2 separate regions of the Homo sapiens genome follow, and region 2 is linked to region 1. Evidence: chromatin loops called from intact Hi-C (ENCODE). Cell type or tissue: endothelial cell of umbilical vein. All regions are shown on one strand. Each heading gives the region's core, and the rest is flanking DNA. Links, peaks and the distances in the headings are about the cores only. Region 1 overlaps LRRK1 (leucine rich repeat kinase 1). Region 2 overlaps CHSY1 (chondroitin sulfate synthase 1).

What was found. A loop is a pair of places that touch in the nucleus more often than their neighbours do. Peaks named below come from ENCODE experiments on the same cell type or tissue, not always from the same donor. Only the 100,000 strongest peaks of a DNase experiment are listed, where the experiment ranks them.
Region 2: it touches region 1 in a loop (2.2-fold over the local background); 3 of 110 quality-filtered maps call a loop at or near these places.

What each region holds. Positions count from the first base shown.
Region 1 is chr15:101,011,173-101,020,622 of GRCh38, reverse strand. LRRK1 (leucine rich repeat kinase 1) reads right to left here. Exons shown (of 34, transcript NM_024652.6): 10 at 8,478-8,615; 11 at 6,195-6,307; 12 at 5,221-5,297. Among named protein-coding and RNA genes, the nearest start is that of LRRK1, 97 kb to the right of the region's middle. RefSeq lists a silencer at 5,045-5,339. In endothelial cell of umbilical vein, for the core only: CTCF peaks have their summits at 3,050 (motif pointing right) and 5,276 (motif pointing left); a DNase peak (open chromatin) is centred at 5,232.
Region 2 is chr15:101,169,149-101,184,978 of GRCh38, reverse strand. It overlaps CHSY1 (chondroitin sulfate synthase 1), which reads left to right. Exons shown (of 3, transcript NM_014918.5): 3 at 5,999-9,252. The coding sequence ends at 7,591. LOC124903564 (a long non-coding RNA gene) reads right to left here. Exons shown (of 2, transcript XR_007064780.1): 2 at 14,158-15,830. Among named protein-coding and RNA genes, the nearest start is that of LRRK1-AS1, 25 kb to the right of the region's middle. RefSeq lists enhancers at 4,675-5,284, 5,285-5,895, 9,782-10,668, 11,557-12,443, 15,181-15,685. In endothelial cell of umbilical vein, for the core only: no CTCF peak of the experiment used is centred there; a DNase peak (open chromatin) is centred at 8,048; H3K27ac peaks cover 1,965 bases.

The DNA.
Region 1 (9,450 bases), core at 1,233-9,232:
GTAGGGGGATCACAAGGTCAGGAGTTCAAGACCAGGCTGGCTAAGATGGTAAAACCCTGTCTCTACTAAAGATACAAAAATTAGCCAGGCGTGATGGTGGGCACCTGTAATCCCAGCTACTCGGGGGGGCTGAGGCAGGAGAATTACTTGAACCTGGGAGGTGGAGGTTGCAGTGAGTTGAGTTTGTGCCACTGCACTCCAGCCTGGGTGACAGAGCAAGACTCCATCTCAAAAAAAAAAAAAAAAAAAAAAAGTTCAGAACCGGATATCTAGAAGGCTTATTAGTGTAGCAGAAAATGTGTGCACACATGCATGCACACACACGCATACCATGTATATGTTATATGCACACACACCACACCTGCACATGTGTATGCACAGAGGTTACAGTTGTTAGACAGGAACACAATGGTTACCAGAGATGCACTGAACTCCATAGTTGTCTCTGGGGAAAGGAATTACTAGAGGACTGAATATTTATCCCATGCCCTTTGCTACTGTTCAAAAACGGTGTTTTAAAATATACATGCGTTGCTTTTTCCATGAAAAAAAGCTAGTTAATGAAAATATACCACAGTTGGCTGTTTTTATGCTTCTTACAATGCCATTCTTTGAAAAGCCAGCCAACTGTTTAGTATTTAAGTGACTTTATTAATTAGGCTCACTATGAGATTACCATGAAAATCATGTCAAATTTGCTGTTTCCACGGGCACCAGAGCATTTGAGTTGAGAAAGAGCTTGGAAACGCACACTGATGGGAATCAGAGGTTTGGATTTCAGCAGAATCTCTGAAGTGCCTTTATCCTCCCTACTAAGGCCTGGAGAGGGGGCAGGACAGCATGCCTGGGAGCTCGGAGAATTCAAGATTAAACAACTGCCTCAAAGCCCTCTCATAGGGTTCCCTGCCAGACATGGAAAATAGAGAAGCCGGAGTTCTTTTGTTGGGCTGAAACCAGGCTCGGTTGCCCTTGATCATAGCTACCCCGCCTCGGCTCTGGCTTTCCTCCACACATGTAGCTGCAATAACAATGGTAATGGGTAACCTGGCCTCTGAGAACATTCAGGGAGAGCCGATAATGGAATACCAAAACCAATGCCTGGAAAATCTGCCCAGCTAGCTGTACTGTGAATGGGACTCACTGCAGGGGCTCCTGCGGAAATAAAGGTGCACCGGCCTTCTAAAGATGGCTTTGTATGAGTCCTTGCTAGGTAAGGAAATGTTCAAAAAGCTTCCTTTTTTTTCCTTCAATGAAAAAAGATGATCAATATTAGCCTGCCCTAATTCACATTTTCATGAAAGAACGTCATAATGAGAAAGGCTTACTTTCTCCCCAGAGAACACATTCTAAACACCTGGCCTCTGTGCTTTCCAAACTTTTAAAGTTTCGCTACGGTGTTTATGAAGCCTCTTTAAGTAAGAGATGGCTGGAATAATGAGCTATGATTGCAAACAGAGGCAACACCTGTAACAGACCTCCTGGCCCAGTGTTGAAAACGATGGGCACTGAGCTGGGGAGAACACAGTTCAAGGTATTTAAGAACTGTAATTATTTATTCATAAGTTATTTATGACTCTGCTGGTCTGATTTTTACCGTAAAAACGGCCATCCAAATTATTTTTGGATGAGGCCACTGCACAAATATGACTATTTGGATGTACATAAATCTACTTGGAATTTTACTATCCTACTGCAAACAAGCTGTCTTTTGTAGATAATTCCTTACCCAAGGGTCCATGGCCCTGGGAGAATAACCCTACTGAGGAAAAGGGTTTGCAAAGAGCCGCCTTCTTTTCACTCAGGTGTGGGCCTCAACTTTCTAGATGAAGTTTAAAGAATCAAGAGGCCTTTGTCATCTGCCAAGGCCAAGATTCACCTCTGCCAGAGAACCTCCCAGGGGCGCGGCCCCCTCACATGGCTCCCCAGATGTACTTCTGCGGGCTGCCAGCTGTCACTTTCTAGAGCATTGGTACCGCGCGTAGTCCTATGGTGCTTTTCCATGCATGCCTGTGATTTTCCCCACTGGCGTCTCATTGAGTGCTGAGCCCACTTCCTTGCACACTCCTCCGTGGTCCCAGGAAGGATTCGGCATTTCTAAACTGGAGACACGTTTCTAATCCACACAGCAAGTGGCTTGCGTGACCGAGGTCTACACTAGCTCCTGTTCTCATACCCATCATCCCGCCTGGCATGAAGGAGAAGATGGTGTTTGTTTCCCCTTCCTTCTAAGTGAAATCCCTATGTCTGGACTCAATTTCTACAGTCCTAAGGCTCTTCATTTATAAAAGGATCAGTTATGAAATTCATAATTGCATTTCCCTATTCGTGTGGTTAAGGACCTTTTCATTTGTTTCCTGGCCCTCTGGACTTCCTTTTCTGAAAATTGTTTATATCCCTTGCCCATTTTTTTTGCCTATTGTGTTGTCTTTTTTTTTTTTTTTTTTAAATCAATTTGTAAGCATTCTTTGTATATCAGGGACTTAAGCCAATTTGTGTTGCAACAATTTGTGTTGCAAATATTTCTTCTTAGTCTGTTTGCATTATGACTTGGTTTATGATGCTTCCCACTGAACACAATTTTTGAATGTTTATGAAGCCAATGATTTCAGTCTTTTTAAAAAATTATTCCTGGATTTTCCAACTAGATTTTAAAGATCTCCCTCATAGCAAAGTTATACCTATATTCCTTAAATGTTATTGTTTTCTTTTTTTATACTTAAACCTGATTGTTGTAATCTAGTATCGTGTTTTGTCCCCCTTCCAGGCAGGAATATCAACACCGTTTATTAACGCACGCAAGCATCCTTTTACACTAAGTTGAAGTTCTGCCTTTGTCATATATTACATAATAACAGTCCCCAACCTTTTTGGCACCACGGACCGGTTTTGTGGAAGACAATTTTTCCATGGACTGCAGCATTGGTGAGGGGGACAGTTTAGGGATGAAACTGTTCCACCTCAGATCATCAGGCGTTAGATTCTCATAAGGAGGGCACAACCTAGAGCCCTCACAGACGCGGTTCACAATAGGGTTCGCGCTCCTATGAGAATCCAATGCTGCCGCTGATCTGACAGGAGGTGGCGCTGATGCTCACTGGCCCACCGCTCACCTCCTCCTGTGTGGCCTGGTTCCTAGCAGGCCAGGGACCAATACCGGTTCGCTTCCTGGGGGGCGCTGGGGACTCCCGATGTATTTCTATGTTTACTGAGGTCTATTTTTGGACTCTTTTATCTGGTCCACTGATATTCCTTTTTCAGTCACATATAAATACACACGCTCTTATGGGACAGATCTCTATGTGTATCATACTCAACACACAAGCACACCAGTTCATCCAAGAGCGTAGCAGCGGCAAACTCCCTAGTTCACCTCCTGCAAATGTGTCCTGGCCTCTGTGGCGTCACTCATCCCTACCTCATACTATCTGTACTTGCCAACAACCATCTATCAAACTGAAGAAGAAAGTTGTATTATGTTTAAAACAACCTGGATGTGGGTTCTGGTTTTCTGGGCCAGCATCCTGAGGGATATTTCTGTGAGCAGAGCTGGCTTTGGAAGTTGTAGCTTTGAGGTTAAGAAGCAGAGCTGGTTGTTTAATGAAAGGGACAGCTCCATACCTTCCCCTGTGTCTCACAGAAGATAATGGAACAAAAAGAGCTTGTTTACCTAGATGTACTCTCTGCTGAACTGGCCTTGTTGTGTGACCAGCACAAAAACTAGGAAAGTTCTGTCTCTGTTGAGTTTTGGGGAAGACCACGAGCCCCTGTGCAACCTTGGCCTCACCTCAGCCTGTGGGTCCAAAGGCGGCCGTGATCCATGTGGGCTTTGCAAGATACCATCGTGTGGCAGTAGAGACTTAACAGCACGTAGCTGCTGGTCCAGGGCTGAAGTCCCACAGTCCTGGGATGAAACCTGGCTCTGCTACTGAGAAGCAGCCACACAACCTGGGACAAATCAGTCAGTCCCTATGCCATGGATTGAACTGTGTCCCCCGCCCCCCACCAAATTCATATGTCGAAGCTCTAATACCCAATGTGACACCATTTGGAGATGGGATATTTGAGCTGTAATTAGGTTTAGATGAGGTCATGAGGGTGGGGCCCTTATGATGAGATTAACATTCTTATAAGAAGAGGGGCCGGGCGTGGTGGCTCACACCTGTAATCCCAGCACTTTGGGAGGCTGAGGCAGGCGGATCACTTGAGGTCAGGAGTTCAAGACCAGCCTGGCCAACATGGTGAAACCCTGGATATCTGAGAGGAGGGCGCCAGCACTGTCAGGGGCTAGCAAGGGCCTTCTTCCTGGCATCCTGTATTGTATTAAAATACAAAATTACTATTTGGAGATGGGATATTTGAGCTGTAATTAGGTTTGGATGAGGTCATGAGGGTGGGGCCCTTATGAGATTAACGTTCTTATAGGAAGAGGGGCCGGGCACAGTGGCTCATCTCCAAAAATACAAAAATTAGCCAGGCATGGTGGCACATGCCTGTAATCCCAGCTACTTGGGAGGCTGAAGAAGGAGAATAGCTTGAACCTGGGAGGCGGAGGTTGCAGGGAGCCAAGATCGCGCCACTGCACTCCAGCCTGGGCGACAGAGCGAGACTCAGTCTCAAAGAAAAAAAAAAAAAAAGAAGAGGAAGAAAGACCAGAGTCCTCTCTCTCTTCACTATCTCAGGACATAGAGAGAAGGATGCCAGGAAGAAGGCCCTCGCAAGCCCCTGACAGTGCTGGCACCCTCCTCTCAGATATCCAGCTTCCAGAACTGTGAGAAAATAAGTGTCTGCTGCTGAAGCACTCGGTCGGTGGTATTTTGGTGTGGCAGCCAAGCTCAGACACCCTGGGAGCCTCAGTCTCCCCACGTGCAAAATGGGGAAATGTGGCCCATACCTCACGTTGTGAGGATGAGAAACTCTCACATATGTAACCTGCCTAGGGCACTGCCTGGTGTGTAGATCAGCTGCACATATTAGCTGCTGGCATCACTGGCCTCCACGCAGGAGAGTGGGGCTTGAGGATACTTGCGTGTCACACGTGGGACAGAAAGAATGGGCGCAGCTCATATGCAGGGTTTTCATTTGAACTTGGACATCTGTGGCATTGCAACAGGGCATTGAAGGGGAAGGCCCAAGATAAGGGCGATCCCCACTTTGGTGGAGCAGGAACCAGGCTACCCCGGCTGTCTCATCTGGGAACACCGTCTCCCAACCCACACACACCTGCCTCAGTCCCGGAGCGCTGGCGACCTCTGGTGGTGAAAAAGGCAATACGCTTCGTTTTCAGTCCATCTTCATTTCTGGGGGGAGGAAAAAGAGACAAAATTTGAGGACAGCACGACAAAAGCATTACTTTTGGCTGTGATGTTATAATGCCAAGCCACGGAGATAGGGAGCAATTCATGTGCAACTCTTCAGGGCCTGGCAGGGGCGCACGCTGCAGTGGCGGCTGCCTTTTTCACTGCCCCCACCCCTCCCCGCAGAGGTCCTCCTTGGGGTGCAAGTTCCACCGTGATACTGCAGAAGTGGCCTTCTGCAGATAACGGGGGCGGCTGGTCTCCAGAGGCTGGCTGGGCTCATCCCGGCTTTCCACCTATTGGAAGGCTTTGGGGCTGGGTGCTTTTATTCAATTCCACGTCCATTTCAGTTAGTGATCAGCAGAGACTTTTGAACAGAATTACAGATTGGGCTGAAGTGAGAGACAAGATTCTCCAGCAGACTAAAAATTAAAAATGAGAGGACACCATTAGGGGCTGTTTCCCCCCACATTCCTGTGTCGAAGCCCTAACCTCCAATTCCTCAGAATGTGACTGTATTTGGAAACAGGGCTGTTAAGGAGGTAACTAAGTTAAAATGAGGTCATTAGGATGGACTCTAATCCAATCCGACTGGTGTCCTTATAAGAAGAGGAGATTAGGTCACAGACGTGAACAGAGGCCTGACCGCAACAGGACACAGGGAGAAGACGGCATCTGCAAGCTAAGGAGAGGGGCCTCAGGAGAAACCAACCAGGCCTGCCCACACCCTCACCTCGGACTTCAGCCCCCAGGGCTGTGAGGCAGTGATTTCTGTTGTTAAGCCCCCAGCTGGCGGCTCAGCAGCCCTCGCAGACTCACATGCCACCATTCAGAGGACCTGCTCGACCGTGGCCCCACACACGCTTTGGAACTGGCCAGGGAGGAGAGGCCCCTGCTTACTTGCCAAGTTGGTTTCTGGAGAGATCCAGGGTTTTGAGCTGCCTGCAGGTCCACTTCTCTTGAGGTGGAAGTGCCGCCAGCTGGTTCCCCTGTAACCTCAAGAACATGAGGGCCTGAGAGAGAGAGGGAGGGAGAGAGAAGCTAAGATAGCATCAGATACAAGAAGGGAGGGGAGACTGAAGAGCCAGTCAGTTCCCAACCACGCGCAGTCAAACGATTCCAACCAATTTTCCTTCACGCAGATCCCAGCTGTGTGGGGCCCAGCAGCCTCTTCAAACTCACGAAATGATATCAAACAGTGCGACGGGGCCATCTATCTACAGGAGCTCCTCCCTCAAAGGCAGTGAGAGGCAATTATTCTAGAGTGAAAGGAGCCCAAGCAGCTGTCAGCATTAAGGATTCTTAAGAGTACTGATTACCGGTGTGTCTCTCTGGGGAAAGTGCCAGACTCTGATGGTTTGGAGGACAACGGCTCACGGCTGGTGGGGGTGGCATGGGGCATGCAGTACAGTGCTGGTGTCTGCCACCTCCTGGTGGGTGGCCTCCTGGGCCAGCCCAGGTCTGGGGACGGGGTGGCAGTGCCACCAAGGGTAACTGTCCTAGCCGCATGCCCTCTGCTAGCCGACACAGTCCCAAGCTGGGCCCCTCAGGATTATCAGCATGTCTGGGGTGCCCCTCGTGGGTAGCCCTCCCTCAGCCCTACTGCAAACAGACCCTGCAGGGAACCCAGTCACCAAGGGGGATGAGGGGCTACCTTGCACCTGTAACACGTTTTATTCTTTTTTTGTTATTCTTTTTATTTATTTACTTTTTTAGAGATAGGGTCTCGCTCTGTTTCTTAGGCTGGAGTGCAGCGGTGTGATCATAGCTTGCTACAGCCTCAAACTCCTGGCCTCAAGCAGTCCCCCCATTTTGGCCTCGCAAAGTGCTGGGAGTACGGTTCTGAGTCGCCGTGCCCAGGTCTGAGCCATCATGCCTGGCCCACGTTTTACTTTGCAGGAGTACCTTAGACATGCTATCTCCCTGCTTGAGGACATCACCACAGCCACCAACTATCCCGCCCACAACCAGGGCGGCCTCAGGAGGGCCACAGGCTGTTTGCTGCCCCACATTAAATTCTCTCCTCCTGGTGCTTTTGTCTCCTTCCTTGTTGAAGGGGCTCACGCCACCGCCCACCATCAGAACCGCTGCAGCCAGCCCCCTCCTGCTGAAATTCTATGGAGACCCTGCCATGTGCCAGACCTCAGGGTCCCCCAAGCCCCCACATACCCACCCACCCCTTCCCAGTGTGGAGAAGGAGACCTCGAGCAGACACATTCCCTGCAGGCCCACAGTGAAGCTCTGGACAAGGCTCTGCCTCTCCTGATTTGCTGCTTCTGGGCTTTGGGGGAAGCCAAAAATCCAAGCCTGCTAGTTGTTGGTGTGAAATACGAGAAGACAGACTCAGAACAGGGGCCCAGGGGCTGTGGACAAGGCCTGAAGGCCAGGAGTACCCTGCGAGGAGTATGATGTGGGACCACCCCCCCCCGGGGGCACCCCGCGTGGCTCCTTTCTTCTGAGAAGCGTGAGTCCTGTCCCTGGGTCCCTGGCTTTGCCCTGTGCTTGTCAGGAGCCTAGGACATGATAGCCCATCCTCTCTGAGGATACACATGCTGAAGGGGCCTTCGCTGCCTTGTGGGGGTCGCCGCACACAAGAGGCTGCACCAGGCCTTGGAGGAGTGCCCGTGGGGGTCCTGGCAGTGGCCTGGCAGGACCGGGGGCTGAAGCCTGTGCAGGGTGGCCTGGGCACTCTGCCTGGGGGTCCACTACAGGGCCCCTGGTGAGGCTGCCCTGATGGGGCCCCTTCTGGGGTTGGCCCTGAGCTCCAAGCAATGAGTGTGATCCACGGCCTGTCTGCCTAAGGACCCGCCAACCACCTAAAACAACCTAAAGCGAGAAGGTACCCGTATTCTGGGGTAGGCACACAGGGTTCCGTGGAAAGGCCCTTCCTGGAGCTCTCAGTGTCCACTCAGCCTCATATATGGGCAGGCCGTGGACTTAAAGAAAGTCCCGAGGGATACGAACCATAACCCCACCACCACCTGACACAGCTGCTTCTGCTGTCCACGTGCCACCCTCATCGCTGTTCGTGGCCATGCATATTTTTGATAGCTGAACTTTTTCTTCATCTTTTCCCCTTATATTTATCTCAGAAGCTCAGGAAAAGCACATACATTTCACTGCAACACGGAGCAATTTTCTCTCAAAAGCCGAAAATGAGAAAGAAAGGGCTATTAGGCTTACATCAAGCTGGAAAAGTCCCAGGGGAACTTCTTTGAGTGCGTTTTCTGAGAAATCCACATCCTTCAGGTGATTTTTCCAAAAGACAGCCATTTTGTCTGGCAGACATTCCAGGGCATTTCTGGAAGCTTTACAACATTTCTAAGAGATTGACGAGAAAAAAAAATGTATATTAGTTAGCTCTTTAAATGCAGTGGTGCCTTTGAGACTGTTTCCAAATTTGATGTTAAAAATGGACCATTACAATAATGTCCTGTAATGAAGATGACTGAGTGTTGCTGGAAGGCTGCACACCCTCACTGTCCTTGTCCTCCCGCCCCTACTCCAAGGAAGGGACAGGAATGGGGTTTCCTGGGGGAGCTCATGGTCTTTTTCCTTCATTCCAGAACATCCGGCCCATTGTCCTTGGAAATAATGGAACAATTCAGGACCACACTGGAGAGAGAAGCTGGTTTCCCCTACACGAATGGCCAAACTAGGAATGATAATGCCAGTGATGAAGAGTTTCCTGGTTTAAAACCAACAGCCATAACACACACACACATGCACACACACACACACACATTCTTCATGCTATTCCATCTGTTTTAACAAGCAAAATTCCCCAGATGCAAAAACAGCATTTAATCAGCAGTGCTACGAGTGCAGATTGATGCTTTTTTTTTTTTTTTTTTGAGACAGAGTCTTGCTCTGTCACCAGACTGGAGTGCAATGGTGCAATCTCGGCTCACTGCAACCTCTGCCTCCCCGGTAAAAGCAATTCCCTGGCCTCAGCCTCCTGCGTAGCTGGGACTACAGCCACGTGCCACCACGCCCAGCTTATTTTTTTTTTTTTTTTAATTTTAGTAGAGACGGGGTTTCACCATGTTGGCCAGGATGGTCTCAATCTCCTGACCTTGTGATCCACCTACCTTGGCCTCCCAAAGTGCTGGGATTACAGGCATGAGCCATAGCGCCCGGCCTGATTTCTTACTCT
Region 2 (15,830 bases), core at 4,203-12,202, 160 kb before region 1:
CCCTCTTTTAGAAAGGGAGAGCTATTTCCTTGACGTGAGTTTAGATTTTTTTAAAGATCATTACAGGTATGTGTTCCACCCAGTCTGTCAGGTAGGAACTTCTCTGTCTGAATTGTTTATATACCGTAGCAACATTAATAAATAATAAATTAATAAAAGTAACTCCTCTGGGACAGAGCAGGGGCCACCAGCCAGTCTGGGCGTAGACTTGGCTTTATTTTAAGTTCACTTTCTCTCAGGTGCTCCCTCCCCCAAGCATGTGCATGTGCACCACTCACACACACCTTTTTATCTTACAACAGATTTCTTTTTCATTAAAAAAAGAAAATGGCCGGGCTGGGTGGCTCACGTCTGTAATCCCAGGGCTTTGGGAGGCCGAGGCAAGCAGATTGCTTGATCCCAGGAGTTCAAGACCAGCCTGGGCAACCTGGTGAAACCCCATCTCTACAAAAAAATACAAAAATTAGCTGTATGTGGTGGTGTATGCTTATAGTTCCAGCTCCCTGGGAGGTGGAGGTTGCAGTGAGCTGAGATCACACCACTGCACTCCAGCCTGGATGACAGAAGGAGACCCTGTCTCAAAAAAAAAAAAAAATTATATATATATGTAACACATTTATTTCAAACTTGTAGAGTTTAGCCGGAAGGTACTTACAGCAACTTTCACTGTAGTTTAAAACCCTCAGTCTGTTTTACAGCTTCTACCAGCCTGTTTAGTCAATACTTTTCTCCATGTTCACCCCCTTAGCACACACACTCTGTGAAAGTAACAACCGTAGGCAGCTTCTAAAACACTTTGTGAAATGGATTCCTGAAAATGTGTGGGGATGTGTTGTCCTAGTGGGTGTGTGAGAAGTAGTCAGTCATGTAGAGGCCTCCCGTGGGGGCCCGCCCTCCCTGTGTGGGGTATGGACGGCCAGGAATAAAGTGTGCAGTCACATTTGGTCTAGGGAGTAAAAAAAAGGTGACCACTATATCATCTCTCCAGAGTAGTATATATTTTCTCTTTAAATATGCTGCTGATTTTTGCGTTTTAAAACACATCCTGGCCAGAGGAGCCCAGCCTTATCCTTGTATGCCGTTTACCATGTGTAACATATCGTGTCTGTCATCATCAGCTGTTTCCTTCTGTATGGATGTCATTCAACAATTTCTCCATACTTGCTCTGTTTAAAGACCTCACTTGTTATGAACTCGATGTGTCAAGCACTGAGCTGGACTCTGGAGATGGAGGCAGTGGGCACCCACACCCTCCCCCGTTTGCACGTGTTCCCGCAGCTGCTGCAGGGCTGTCCGTGTGGTGCCTCCTTGCATGGTCATTCTGGCCCATGCGTCTTGTTTCCTGGATCCTGTCATCTTCTTTACAGCTTTCTTTCCTTGCTTTAGAGGAACATATCCTTCAGTAGCTTCCTGGGAAGGAATGAGTGCAAGGTAAAATTGAGTCCTGAGTATCTGACATCTTTTGCTGTTCTCACTGGATGGATAGTTTGGGAAGAGAATTCTACACTGAGAATAATTTTCCACTCCTCCCACTTCTGAAGGCATTGTTCTTCAGCTCCCAGTGGTGTTATCTGTGTCCGGTGCCATTTCCATTTCTGATTATTTGTATATGCCCTTTTTCCTCCTCTGTGGAAATTTTTAGATTGCTTTTTCCTGTAGTTTTTATACTGGATACTTTTATACTGTACTTTTTATACTGGATACTTAGAGTTTAACCCAGGCACCTGACTCCCTTAATTCTGGATCCATTTTTTTATATTGTTGTTTTCCCTCCTGTGTGCTTTTTGTTCCTAGAATGAATACTTTTCTCTCCTGTTGTCTGGTTTTTTTTTATCGTTATGATCTTCTAGGGATTTCTTCAGTTTTATCTTCAAACTCTACTCCTTTGTTTTGCTGTCTTGTGTTTGGTTTCAAGGGTTTTTTCCTCTGATTTTCGTGTTTATCACATTCTGTTTTGGTTGCACTGTCTTCCCTTTGACTATATTGTAGATTTTTGTTTTTGTTGTTGTGTTTTTCTTCTGTTCACTGCGTTGTTTCTGTTCCACCAAGGGTTTTGCTTTTGTTTTGTTTTATTTTCATCATTCCCATTCAGAACCCTTTTTCAGCTGCCCTGATGATCCTTGACTGTTGATTCTCATTAAGAGTGAAGCATTGAGAAGCTGACCAGGAGCTGTGTAGCAGAGGCTTTTAAAACTAGTGTCTTTGCTGTAATGATCCAGCTTTTTGGGTGATGTTTTTGTTGGCAGACTCTAGGTATCTATGGTACTGTTCAATTGATCCAAAAGACTCTTCCGGTTTCCTGCTTGGGGTGGGGAGTGGAATAAGTTTTCTGGGACACAAGTGGGATATGAGGGCAGGGTCCTGCTCAAGTCCCCCAATTTCCATTTCCCCATTATCAGACTTGCACCTCACCACCTTGTGCTTGGGTGTAATTTCTGGAAAAACTAAACTTCAGAGTTATGTATTTATCAAGGAAGTAAACCCAGAGGACTAAGATGCAGCATTCATTCATAACTGTATAAAACAACTGTGATACATACTCTACTCCTGTAGTGACTTCATAGCTGCCTCCTGTTGCCACTGTGGTGAGCTCAGCTGGTGCAAATGTAGGCTTGAAATGCTGGGTGACACTAATCATCCCCACCTGAACAGTTCATCACTCCAGAAAATTGCATATTGCAGTCAAAAGCGATCTCTTGCAGTTCTTATATTTTTCGTCAGATTTAGTGCAATACTGTGAACCTCGAATAACACCGTGGGACCCATATGAAGTACCACTAACCATGCTGAATGGTTCCCAAGAAACAGAAAAGTCATAATATTACAAGAAAAAGATGAATTGCTTGCTAGGTACTGTAGATTGAGGTCTGCAGCTGCAATGGCCCATCCATTTCAGATACAGACGGTTGATTTTGTAAACAGACAATGTAAACTCACAGTATTAATACATACAGTGCTGTAAGTGTATTTACTCTTCCTTCCATGCCATTTTCTTAATAACATTTTCTTTTCTCTAGCTTCCTTTATTGTAAGAATGCAGTATATAATTCACACAACATGCAAAAGATGTGTTATTGATTGTTATTGATAAGACTTCCAGTCAACAGTAGGCTATTAGTAGTTAAGTTTTTTAGGAGTCAAAACTCATACATGGGTTTTTGACTGCATGAGGAGTCGGCACTCCTAACCCCCACGTCGTTCAAGGATCCACTGTATTTGGGAAGAGAGGAGAAAATCATGTCAGTTCCACCACTCCTGTTCAGCCATAAGTCTCCAATGTGTGTTCTAAGAATACCTCTGTGCTACTGTCTTGAAGCACTGTTGAGGGAGGAACAGAATTCTGCAAGCAGACCCATGGGGAACCTGTGGCATGACCCAGTGGGGCTGGAGAGAGAAGGGTCGGAGATACATGGGGAGATGGAATTGGCAGCACGAGCTTCCTGCAGGGCAAAGAAGGAACAGCACATGCTTCAGACTGTTCTCACCTCACTGTAGAAGACAGCTTGTAAGGCCAAATTAATGTGTGTTTACACTCTTGGAAATGGAGAGACCTTCCACAAACGATATTATGGTTCTTCGTGTTCATTGTTAAGAATTTGGAAATTATGAGCAGATGAAATGGAAACAATTTATACTTGAAACAAATACATGTAGAATCTCTGCCGGAATTGTCATCTAGCTTTTTATCTCACAGCAGACAGTCATGACTCTGCTAGCTCTCAGTTAGGCACATTGTGGGCTTGTGGGTCTCTGCCGTGGAAGAGCCTTCCTTACCATGAGATCCTCAGGTGCAGTCAGCGGTGGGGTCTGGTGGCCTGCGCAGTTACTTAAGTCACGTTACAAAGGCTGGCCTTGGTGGAACAGGAAGCATGGCTTCCCAGACCCTGGGAGCGTCTTCTGAGGCACCGTAGCAGGTCCTTGTAACTGCTGTGCCTCCGAGTGCCCCAACAGGATTGTAAAATGACTATATTTGCTTCAAGGTTTTATGGCCTGCAAATAACCTTTCTCAACCTTTCTTCTCTTTGAGTCCCCACATGACATTTGCCACCTTGTAGCCCTGCCGTTTGTACCCAAGAATCAGCCCAGCTAGAAAGTGAACAGTAAGGATGCTTTGGGCAGGAAGTGCATCAGGCTTCTTTTGTTGCGACCCACAGAAGGAGCAAAGTAAAAAGAGAGATAAGTTAACGTGGTTCATCCAAGCCTTGTGGCAGGGCCTTTATCTTCATGTTGTTTGTATCTGGCCCGCCCATCAGGGCTTGAAGGAGTCCCGGTGCCAGTCGCCTACTGCCTTCTCTCAGCAAGCCCCAGGTTACTTCTTTGCTTCAGTTTATTTAAAACAAGAATTTGAGATTTGCTTTCCTGTAGTTGATAGTAAAGTTGATAGTAGGTAGCAGAAGGGGCATGTAAAATTCCATATAAAGTGTGCCCTGTGTGCTGCATGGGGGTCAGAGTCGGAGTTTCTCCTCCTAGCCTAGGGAGGCCCTGCTTCCTACCCCCACAGAAAACCTCACCACCTTTTCTAATTAATTAGAAAAGTGTGCCACAGTGTGGGAGTGATTTCAGTGGTAAGTCCATGCGTGCACCTGCCATGTGGGGAGCATAAGCGGTGTGGGAAGGAAAGTTGGAAACAGCGGCGGCACTTTGGAGGACCTGTAATTCTGCTCTAATTCTTGCTCTAAGACCGGACTCACGGGTGCCCAGGAGGTAGAGGTTAGCCCTCATCAGACCCCAGCTCTGTGCGGGGCCTGGCAGGCATGCCAGCTCCCTGTTTACTTTTTACCTTATGAGAAAAAGAAGTAAGGTATAAAAGTGCCCATTTATATTTCTCTACTATTAAACGGTAGTTGCAGTGGCTCAGGAAAGAGTCAGCATATGATTGTCCAGAGGCAAATAAACCAGTCAGCCAGAATGCGTGTCATCCCTTACCAAGAGTTAGTCTTTAACAATATGAACAAAAAACAACCATGAACTTGAAAGAAACAGGACTAATTTACCAGATACCAACCTCAAATGCTTTCACTGAACATTTTTTGCAAACTATTACTCTGCATTCCAACATGCTTTGTAAAAACGTTCATCTCCTTGCCCAGATGTACTGAGGCATTAGGCACATTCCCTTCCTAACTTGAGGGAACCCATTTTGGCTGATGGCCCGTAAGCTTATGCTGTCCCAAAACCTGCGCCACGGGGCGGAGGCAGGGTTGGTGGAATGGTGAGCCCTGTGCGTCCTGCATGTTTCCCATCTGCCAGCATTTTCTGATCCCCCAGGCACCAAGCTCCGTGCTGGTGCCGGAGACCCCGTGCTGAGCAAGCAGGCCCGCTCCTGCCTCCACAGAAGACCTGGGAGAGGGGTACCTTCCTCGTACGCAGGAGGCCAGCAGCGTGAAGAGGGTTTTCAGCGTGTGCTTTTGCTTCCAGAGACCTCAGCAGAGCCTTGATTCATCCCTGCAGCATCCTCGCAGGGCCAGGCCGCCTCCTGCCTCTGATAGGCTTTCCCTTCCCTTAGCTCCCTGGAAGCAGGGTACTCCTTCGCTCAGGTTGTTTGCCTGGAGTTCTTCTGGCTCTCAGGAGGAAGTTTATTCCCACAGATAGAAGCCGCAGGATCTGCTATTCAGGTCTTCAGCCAGGGACGCATGACTCTGTGGGTCCCTTTCACAGGCGTAGTGGGACGGGGGTGGCTTTATCTTTCAGGCATGCTCCTGTGGTGCACTGTGATCTCAATTTTATATGTTTTCATTATGGGACAACTTTTTCATAATTCTGTTTGCCTGTGAAAGTATATTGGCCAACTTTGGTTATTAACCCTTACTTCCTTAAGCAGTTTCTATCTGTGAATTCTTCTAACCACATTGGACTGCTGTTGATCGGGCCTTATCTAGGGCCTTTTGTGTGCTGTGGTCCATTCAGAAACATTTCTAATATTTGCATTTTCTTTAGCATGTGCTGGCACTCAATCATACAATACTAAATTTGTGATCTCTTTTTTTTCCTGTAACAGATGCAGCAGCTTTTTTATGAGAATTACGAGCAGAACAAAAAGGGGTACATTAGAGATCTCCATAACAGTAAAATTCACCAAGCTATCACATTACACCCCAACAAAAACCCACCCTACCAGTACAGGCTCCACAGCTACATGCTGAGCCGCAAGATATCCGAGCTCCGCCATCGCACAATACAGCTGCACCGCGAAATTGTCCTGATGAGCAAATACAGCAACACAGAAATTCATAAAGAGGACCTCCAGCTGGGAATCCCTCCCTCCTTCATGAGGTTTCAGCCCCGCCAGCGAGAGGAGATTCTGGAATGGGAGTTTCTGACTGGAAAATACTTGTATTCGGCAGTTGACGGCCAGCCCCCTCGAAGAGGAATGGACTCCGCCCAGAGGGAAGCCTTGGACGACATTGTCATGCAGGTCATGGAGATGATCAATGCCAACGCCAAGACCAGAGGGCGCATCATTGACTTCAAAGAGATCCAGTACGGCTACCGCCGGGTGAACCCCATGTATGGGGCTGAGTACATCCTGGACCTGCTGCTTCTGTACAAAAAGCACAAAGGGAAGAAAATGACGGTCCCTGTGAGGAGGCACGCGTATTTACAGCAGACTTTCAGCAAAATCCAGTTTGTGGAGCATGAGGAGCTGGATGCACAAGAGTTGGCCAAGAGAATCAATCAGGAATCTGGATCCTTGTCCTTTCTCTCAAACTCCCTGAAGAAGCTCGTCCCCTTTCAGCTCCCTGGGTCGAAGAGTGAGCACAAAGAACCCAAAGATAAAAAGATAAACATACTGATTCCTTTGTCTGGGCGTTTCGACATGTTTGTGAGATTTATGGGAAACTTTGAGAAGACGTGTCTTATCCCCAATCAGAACGTCAAGCTCGTGGTTCTGCTTTTCAATTCTGACTCCAACCCTGACAAGGCCAAACAAGTTGAACTGATGAGAGATTACCGCATTAAGTACCCTAAAGCCGACATGCAGATTTTGCCTGTGTCTGGAGAGTTTTCAAGAGCCCTGGCCCTGGAAGTAGGATCCTCCCAGTTTAACAATGAATCTTTGCTCTTCTTCTGCGACGTCGACCTCGTGTTTACTACAGAATTCCTTCAGCGATGTCGAGCAAATACAGTTCTGGGCCAACAAATATATTTTCCAATCATCTTCAGCCAGTATGACCCAAAGATTGTTTATAGTGGGAAAGTTCCCAGTGACAACCATTTTGCCTTTACTCAGAAAACTGGCTTCTGGAGAAACTATGGGTTTGGCATCACGTGTATTTATAAGGGAGATCTTGTCCGAGTGGGTGGCTTTGATGTTTCCATCCAAGGCTGGGGGCTGGAGGATGTGGACCTTTTCAACAAGGTTGTCCAGGCAGGTTTGAAGACGTTTAGGAGCCAGGAAGTAGGAGTAGTCCACGTCCACCATCCTGTCTTTTGTGATCCCAATCTTGACCCCAAACAGTACAAAATGTGCTTGGGGTCCAAAGCATCGACCTATGGGTCCACCCAGCAGCTGGCTGAGATGTGGCTGGAAAAAAATGATCCAAGTTACAGTAAAAGCAGCAATAATAATGGCTCAGTGAGGACAGCCTAATGTCCAGCTTTGCTGGAAAAGACGTTTTTAATTATCTAATTTATTTTTCAAAAATTTTTTGTATGATCAGTTTTTGAAGTCCGTATACAAGGATATATTTTACAAGTGGTTTTCTTACATAGGACTCCTTTAAGATTGAGCTTTCTGAACAAGAAGGTGATCAGTGTTTGCCTTTGAACACATCTTCTTGCTGAACATTATGTAGCAGACCTGCTTAACTTTGACTTGAAATGTACCTGATGAACAAAACTTTTTTAAAAAAATGTTTTCTTTTGAGACCCTTTGCTCCAGTCCTATGGCAGAAAACGTGAACATTCCTGCAAAGTATTATTGTAACAAAACACTGTAACTCTGGTAAATGTTCTGTTGTGATTGTTAACATTCCACAGATTCTACCTTTTGTGTTTTGTTTTTTTTTTTTACAATTGTTTTAAAGCCATTTCATGTTCCAGTTGTAAGATAAGGAAATGTGATAATAGCTGTTTCATCATTGTCTTCAGGAGAGCTTTCCAGAGTTGATCATTTCCTCTCATGGTACTCTGCTCAGCATGGCCACGTAGGTTTTTTGTTTGTTTTGTTTTGTTCTTTTTTTGAGACGGAGTCTCACTCTGTTACCCAGGCTGGAATGCAGTGGCGCAATCTTGGCTCACTTTAACCTCCACTTCCCTGGTTCAAGCAATTCCCCTGCCTTTGCCTCCCGAGTAGCTGGGATTACAGGCACACACCACCACGCCCAGCTAGTTTTTTTGTATTTTTAGTAGAGACGGGGTTTCACCATGCAAGCCCAGCTGGCCACGTAGGTTTTAAAGCAAGGGGCGTGAAGAAGGCACAGTGAGGTATGTGGCTGTTCTCGTGGTAGTTCATTCGGCCTAAATAGACCTGGCATTAAATTTCAAGAAGGATTTGGCATTTTCTCTTCTTGACCCTTCTCTTTAAAGGGTAAAATATTAATGTTTAGAATGACAAAGATGAATTATTACAATAAATCTGATGTACACAGACTGAAACATACACACATACACCCTAATCAAAACGTTGGGGAAAAATGTATTTGGTTTTGTTCCTTTCATCCTGTCTGTGTTATGTGGGTGGAGATGGTTTTCATTCTTTCATTACTGTTTTGTTTTATCCTTTGTATCTGAAATACCTTTAATTTATTTAATATCTGTTGTTCAGAGCTCTGCCATTTCTTGAGTACCTGTTAGTTAGTATTATTTATGTGTATCGGGAGTGTGTTTAGTCTGTTTTATTTGCAGTAAACCGATCTCCAAAGATTTCCTTTTGGAAACGCTTTTTCCCCTCCTTAATTTTTATATTCCTTACTGTTTTACTAAATATTAAGTGTTCTTTGACAATTTTGGTGCTCATGTGTTTTGGGGACAAAAGTGAAATGAATCTGTCATTATACCAGAAAGTTAAATTCTCAGATCAAATGTGCCTTAATAAATTTGTTTTCATTTAGATTTCAAACAGTGATAGACTTGCCATTTTAATACACGTCATTGGAGGGCTGCGTATTTGTAAATAGCCTGATGCTCATTTGGAAAAATAAACCAGTGAACAATATTTTTCTATTGTACTTTTCGAACCATTTTGTCTCATTATTCCTGTTTTAGCTGAAGAATTGTATTACATTTGGAGAGTAAAAAACTTAAACACGATTCATAAAGTTTTTCAAGTTATTTGAGGGAAATGCTTCTGTGGACCGCAGCTTGGGAGTGAAACGAAACCCGGTTTCAAGTGCTTCCTTCCGTTTTTTCCTCAGATGAGCTCGTCCTTGTTCCTCATCAACTCGCTGACCCCACGTTCTTCAAAACAAAGGTCTTCAAACCGGGCCTGGGCCGCGTCTGGCTCCTGGATAGAAATGTCCCCTCCCAGGCCCCATAGAACCTGCATTTTAACAACTGCCTGGCGTGGGGCTGTGGCACAACTTGGGGTTCCAGGATCAATCTAGTTAGAGGATAAATCAGCACAGTTGCAATATAACCCAAGAGTCAAAAGAAGTGAGATCTTTGATGCCAAGGTAGCAAGCTCGTGTGGGCAAGCATTGCCCCCGGGATAGGTATATTTACAGTGTAATGACAGTTAAGTCCCAGCATAATGACATTGCGCTCACAGCAAGAATTGCCGTAATTCAGCCTAATTGCCATTTACTCTGTGGGAGTGTTTAGTTTTTTCTTGGAGAAAAAGCAGAGACATTTTTATTCTTCGATAAGGAAGAGCATAATATGCATCTTCATGACAAAGTATTATAAACGCTTTCCTATTTACCATAGTGACAAACTGGGGGGATTTGGGACGTGGTGTGAGTGACACGTTTGAGTGTGCGTCCAGAATTTCAATGACCCTTGGTGAAACCTGCCATTTCCTTCCCTGCTCCCACTCCTGATCAGGTCTGTCCCTCTTCCTGATAGCAGTGTTGGTGTTCATGGAAGTACTGCCTCCCTTCCAGGCTCCGTTTCCAGAAACGCGGCCGGACCCCTCTAGCTCCCCGCCCTGGCAGTGGCGTGTCTGCACTCCGCGTGCTGGCCTCCAGGTTCCACTCTCCTCCGTCACCTGGTGCTGTTCTTTTGCCCAGAGGGTGGACTCGGCAGTTCCACAGGCACCCGGGCCCTCCTCAGCCTGGCTGCTGTCCCTGCGTCTATCATCCCCCGTTCCACAGGGCACCTCCTCCAGCCGCTGCGCCCCAAGTCGTGGGGGCATCCGTGTCTGCGGCCCTGCCACACACTTTCCCTCCCTCTGGACAACCTGACTGTTTCCCAGGACGCAGCTAAAACACCCCACTGTCCGCTCCGCTGCCACCCTGGACCCTTCTGTGGGATGTGACACAGCTGGGCCTCCTTCTGTGACCATGTGGCAGTATCTGTCTCACTAGAGCCCCTCAAGGAGGCCTGGGGCTCTTGTTCCCGCCCGTCCCCTGGCGTGTTGGGAACCACACTGCCCTACTCCCTCGAGCGCCCTCTCCACATGTGCCTCCTGCCAAAGGCGTGCCCTCCCATCCTCCGCACTGAGTACTCCTGCCAGTGCACAGGCTGAGACCTGCAGCCCCTGCTGGGCCTGGAACTGATCCCTTCCCCCTGAATCTCTGGAGGCTTCCTGCTTAACCCTTCCACTGTGGCTTCCTGCTTTGTGACTCCTGTGGACAGTATGTTAAAATCGTGCCGTGTAATATGGCTGAAGAAGAGGAGAAGGGTACAATCACAAAAGCATGAAGGGGAACCTCCCTCCTTCCTCCCAGCACCAGCTCAGGACTTCCCACAAACGGCCACCAAGTTTGTCCTGGCCAGGAAGGCAGAGCTGTAGGCATAGATGCATAGACAACATTTTTGAACTTTGCACACAAATGAGGGAATTCCTTCTCTCTTGGGCATGAGGACCCTGGCGGGGAGCCTCAGGGCAGAAGATGGATGTGGCTTCATGACCCAGTGAAGTGTGTGGGGAGAGGTTGCCAGTGGGATCCCGGCTTTGTGGTTGGATGCCAGGGACCCTGCATGGAATGGAACCAGGAGAGCCTTATGGGGCAGACAGCACTGGCAGACTAGGGGAACCTGCAGCTTGCTTCCAGAAGGTGGGTCAACTTCCCTGCACTGCTGTTCTGGGCTGGGATGAGACCGGAGCGTGGATGTGGACCTAGCATCCCAAGGCCTTCTGTGGAGACGCCACGTGTCACAAGGTCATGAGACGGTCCCTCTTTGCTGCAAAAGCAGGCAGGCCTCAGGAGCCAAGGTGGAACATTCCCTCCACTCCGGGATGTGAGGGCCAGGGAGGAGGGCGCTTGTAAACTCACAGCTTGGGCCCTTTGACAGTTCAGATAATGGAAGGAACTCTGACCCTCGGATGTCTCATCTTATTCCCGCCCCAGCCCCAACACGCCTTCATGGCCCTGCTGATGAGTTATTGATTCCTATAGGCAAAGTGTCTGAGCCCCTCCCTGCTATTTCACAAAGGCATCAAAGCCTAGGCCCTGACTGAGCCCAGAAGTGGACACGGGTTTCTTTCCCCCCAGCCCAGCAGGCTCAGAGCGCTCACTGGCCATCTACATAGCAGTTGACCTGAGCAAAATGATTGTCATATTTGCCTCCTTGCCATGCACTTGAAGGATCACCTAGAGGTCTGGGTGTTCCTGCAGCCACCTCCATTCACTACTCAGTGTGTTCACCGAGTCAAATGTACACACTAGTGAGTTGCCAGCACCACACTCCATCTCGTAAGGACAACACTTAGGTTATGGGAACCAGCGGCTTTCAGAGGCATTCTCCCTGCTGTTAGGGTCTCGTTTCTCAAGACCCATCCTCCAGGAAGGTGACACACCTGCCTACTGCACTGAGGGGCGCCTGCTCTGCCAGGCCCCAGGTGGCAAGGTTTCCTCTTGTGCCCTCATCACGGAGGAAGCCAAGGGCCAGCCCTCCCTGTGCCTGCACAGACGCCCGCCCTGGGGAATTAGGCTGCATTACTGCCGTATAACTTGCTGTAATCTCTGCTGCAAAGGAGCTTATGTGCTTCAGCTGGAGGCGGGGTGGTCTGTCAGCTCAAGCGGCTGCACAGGGCTGCTACCTGCCGCGGTGGGCCCCGCTGTGCTTGCTAAACCCTTGAAAGATGGCCCCTTCTGTCCTGCTTGAAATGAAAATGCTTGCACCAAATCTTCTTAGTCTAACTTGTTATAAATGCAACGATAATGTAAAGGTTACAATGCAATGGATCAAATTACAGTAACTCATTTCGAATGGCTTCCAGTAGAAAGCAGATGCTTCAGAGTTCGGTTTGGTTTTCTGCAGGGGTGTAGGGGTGAGGGAGGGGGTGTAGATTTTCACCGGAAACGATCGCGTCAAACAGATTAGGGGCTGGCTTGTCATCAGTGCAGTTAAACCACTTAATGTCTTTTGTCAGATATTTCTTCATATGTTTAATTTACCATTCATGATGTTTCAGTGATGAGGGTCTTCATTTCTTACTAATACAGGCAAAAATGAAATGTCCTTTAAAGAACATTCTAGCTACATTTCCTTTAAAACTGTAAGAGTAGTCGGTTATGCCTGACCGCTTTTTAATGAGAAAATATAATAAGAAATTGATCAAATCACTTAATAGCAAAGTGGTTGGGCAAGCTCTGGAAAATGCTTAAATGAAGCTGGCTTATCTGTAATGAATTTCTCTCCATCACAATTAAGTCGGCGATGCTCCCAGGCTGCCGCTGCCCCCTTCCCCTCGCCAGCTTGCCACGACTCATCCCCTTGGTTCACGCCACAGCCCTCCGCATGCCTCGCTCGCTGCTCCACGTGTGACCCTACTGGAGAAAAGAAATGCTTCTAGCCAAGCCTTAGGGCTACCTTCAGATTCATTCATTCTGAATTAAGTTTGGGTTGAGTTTTAGGCAAAAGCTCAGAAAGGGGAATCTCATTTATAGCCTCAGAAGCCCTGGGCACACCCCGAGGTCTGAAGCTAGAAACGAATCATTTCTAAAAGTGCACTTTCAAATGATCCCATTAGTGTTGTGAAGGAAGCATTTTGGATATTGTTGGGGGTTTTTTGTTTTGTTTTTGTTTTTGTTTTTTTCTAGAGAGAGTCTCCCTCTGTTGCCCAGGCTGGAGTGCAGTGGTGCAATCTCGGCTCACTGCAACCTCCACCTCCCAGGATCAGGCGATTCTCGTGCCTCAGCCTCCCAAGTAGCTGGGACCACAGGCATGTGCCACCACTCCAGGTTAATTTTTCATATTTTTATGAAAATGAGATGAGGTTTCACTATGTTGAAACCCTCTACGGGATAGAGATGGGGTTTCACTATGTTGGCCGGGCTGGTCTTGAACTCCTGGCCTCAAGTGATGGATCTGCCTCAACCTCCGAAAGTGCTGGGATTACAGGCATGAGCCACTGCACCCGGCCTGCAGTTTGGATTTTTGAACGGATTCTATTTCTTCCGTGGTAAATAACAATGTAACTGCAGCAGAGGATACCCATACAGGGAAGCAGAGAAGGGAAAGGAAAGACCAGGCCCTTCCTCTGTACCACCCTGTTCCCACTCTGCCGAGTTCCCGTCAGGGGCTGTGGTAGGTACCGTTTGATGTAGGGTGCACGTACCATACAATTTGACATCTTGCTTTTTTTCCATCCATTTAAAACACATTGGTCCTGTGAGACTGCCCGGGAAGGCTGCCTTCTCTCCTACAATTGGGCGTCTCCCTCCTGCTGGCCATCTCCAGCGTCCCGTGGTTCCATCCTGAGTCACAGGATGCAGGGAGCATCTTTCCACTTCACCCTTTTCGTACTTTGGATCATCCTCTTCCAGGGCTGAGGGACTTTGGGACTTGGCCATTTCTGACATAACACTAAGTCGTCTGGCATTTTGTTTTATTTGGTCAACGTTGACATTTTGAACCTACTAGCTAGTTCCAATAAAACCTTTTTAAAAATAAGCCCGAAAAGTGAAATGACCTTTAAGAAATACTGTGAGAATATTGCACAGTGTCTTGGATCCCTCATCCTGTGAGAATATTGCACAGTGTCTTGGATCCCTCATCCTGTGAAAATGGCAACTCCGCAGACCCAACTCTATGACTGCAAAGCTTGAGTCAGGACAAAGTGAGACAGATTTATTGATGACTCAGGGAGTGAGAAGAGGCGCGTTCCAGACAGAGGGCCTGTTTGGGAAAGAGGTACACTCCACTCCCAGGAAGCTGGCGCTCATTCCAAGAGATGGGACAGGCAGGGGCGCGGAGTGGAAGTGGGTAGCCTGAGATAAGAGCAGCTCTTTCCAGACTTGGTGAGGCAGCAGAAGCGCTGGACGAGATGTGGACATGACCAGAGGCACCGGGCCTCCGTTTGGGCAGCCAGGAGTGATTTCCTAGTGGGAAAAGTATACATTTGCAAACAGATGGGAATACATTTGGATATGCATAGATGGAATTACTAACCACCTTTACCTATGTTCTAGGCAAGTTTTGAAGATTGATATTATATTTTATATAATGTCATATAGAAAATATATATTGGTTATGATTTATCATTATATGGTTTCTGTGCTACTTGGAAGGCACGGCATGTTATTAGATCTGAAGATAATGTTTGGCTGTGGGGTGGCCTGGAGTCCAGGGGCCTGGGGACGCTGTGAATGAGCACTTTTGTAGGAGCATCAGGTGATGAAGGGAAGACGCGGCACATCTCGTGGCAGAAAGGGCAGCAGCAGTGAGCTGGGGGTTTCTGAGAGAGGGTCGTGGGCTGGAGGAGAGCAGTTGTTAACAATACATGCCTTCCTGGCTTCCCCAGGGCTAGAGCAGCCCAAAGGTCTGAGGCAGCTCCCCACACAGCCCCTGGGTAATGAGCAGTTAGGATAATGATTCATGGGCCTTCTTTAAAATTAGATTTGGGGATGGGCCTTTCTACCAAGAGGATGTGCCTTCCAGCAGGAACTCAGCAGCCCGGCTTCTCGAAGGCGGGTGTCAGCGCACTCACCATCTGGGCCGCATCCTCAGGAGGAGGTGACATACGTGTTCCATCAGCTCAGCGGGAGAGGATGGCCCTGTGCAGCCCCAGCTGGTTTCCCAGGGTCCACCAGCAGCTGCTGGGCAGCCTTGACTGCTCTGCCTGCCCAGAAGTCGGGTCTCTGCTGCCAGGCCTTCCCTGAAGCATGCTTGGTTTCCACGTCACACCTGATCTGGGGCCCTGGCTTAATGCCCTGTGGTGTCATCTCACCGCCTTCCCCCTGAGCTGAGGGCTGGTGCAGTGGCCTTTCCCTCTGAGTCGCTGCTGTTGCAGCCAACCACCCTGAGTGGCTTTGGGAGGTGAGTTTGTCACAGAATGGCTCCGTTTTGCCCCGGTGCCCTGTCCCTTTTCACCCACACAAGGGCCCTGTCCGCACGCGGCTCCGCTCGCCCGCCTTTCCTGGCCTCATGGATCTGCCTTTCTTCTGCCTCCACAGCAGTCAGTTTCAAGTTAGAAGGAAAATATCCACAGGCCACAGGATTTGGGAGAAAATGGGATGCATATGGACTTTTGTAGGTTTGGGACTAAAACACTGCACATTGTCTTAAAATGAATTGTCTGAGAGGACGTCGAATTGCCAACTTTGAGGACAGCTGCTGTGCAAATTGAATCCATTTGCAGATTTTGACATCAGAAACACAATTCCTATTTGGGACAAGACCTCACTGTGTTTGGCTTCTGAATGGTGAGCAGGTAGCTGCTATGGCTAATGTCAGGGTTTCGCCAAGCTGCAGCCACCTCAGTGAGCACTAAAACCAAATCC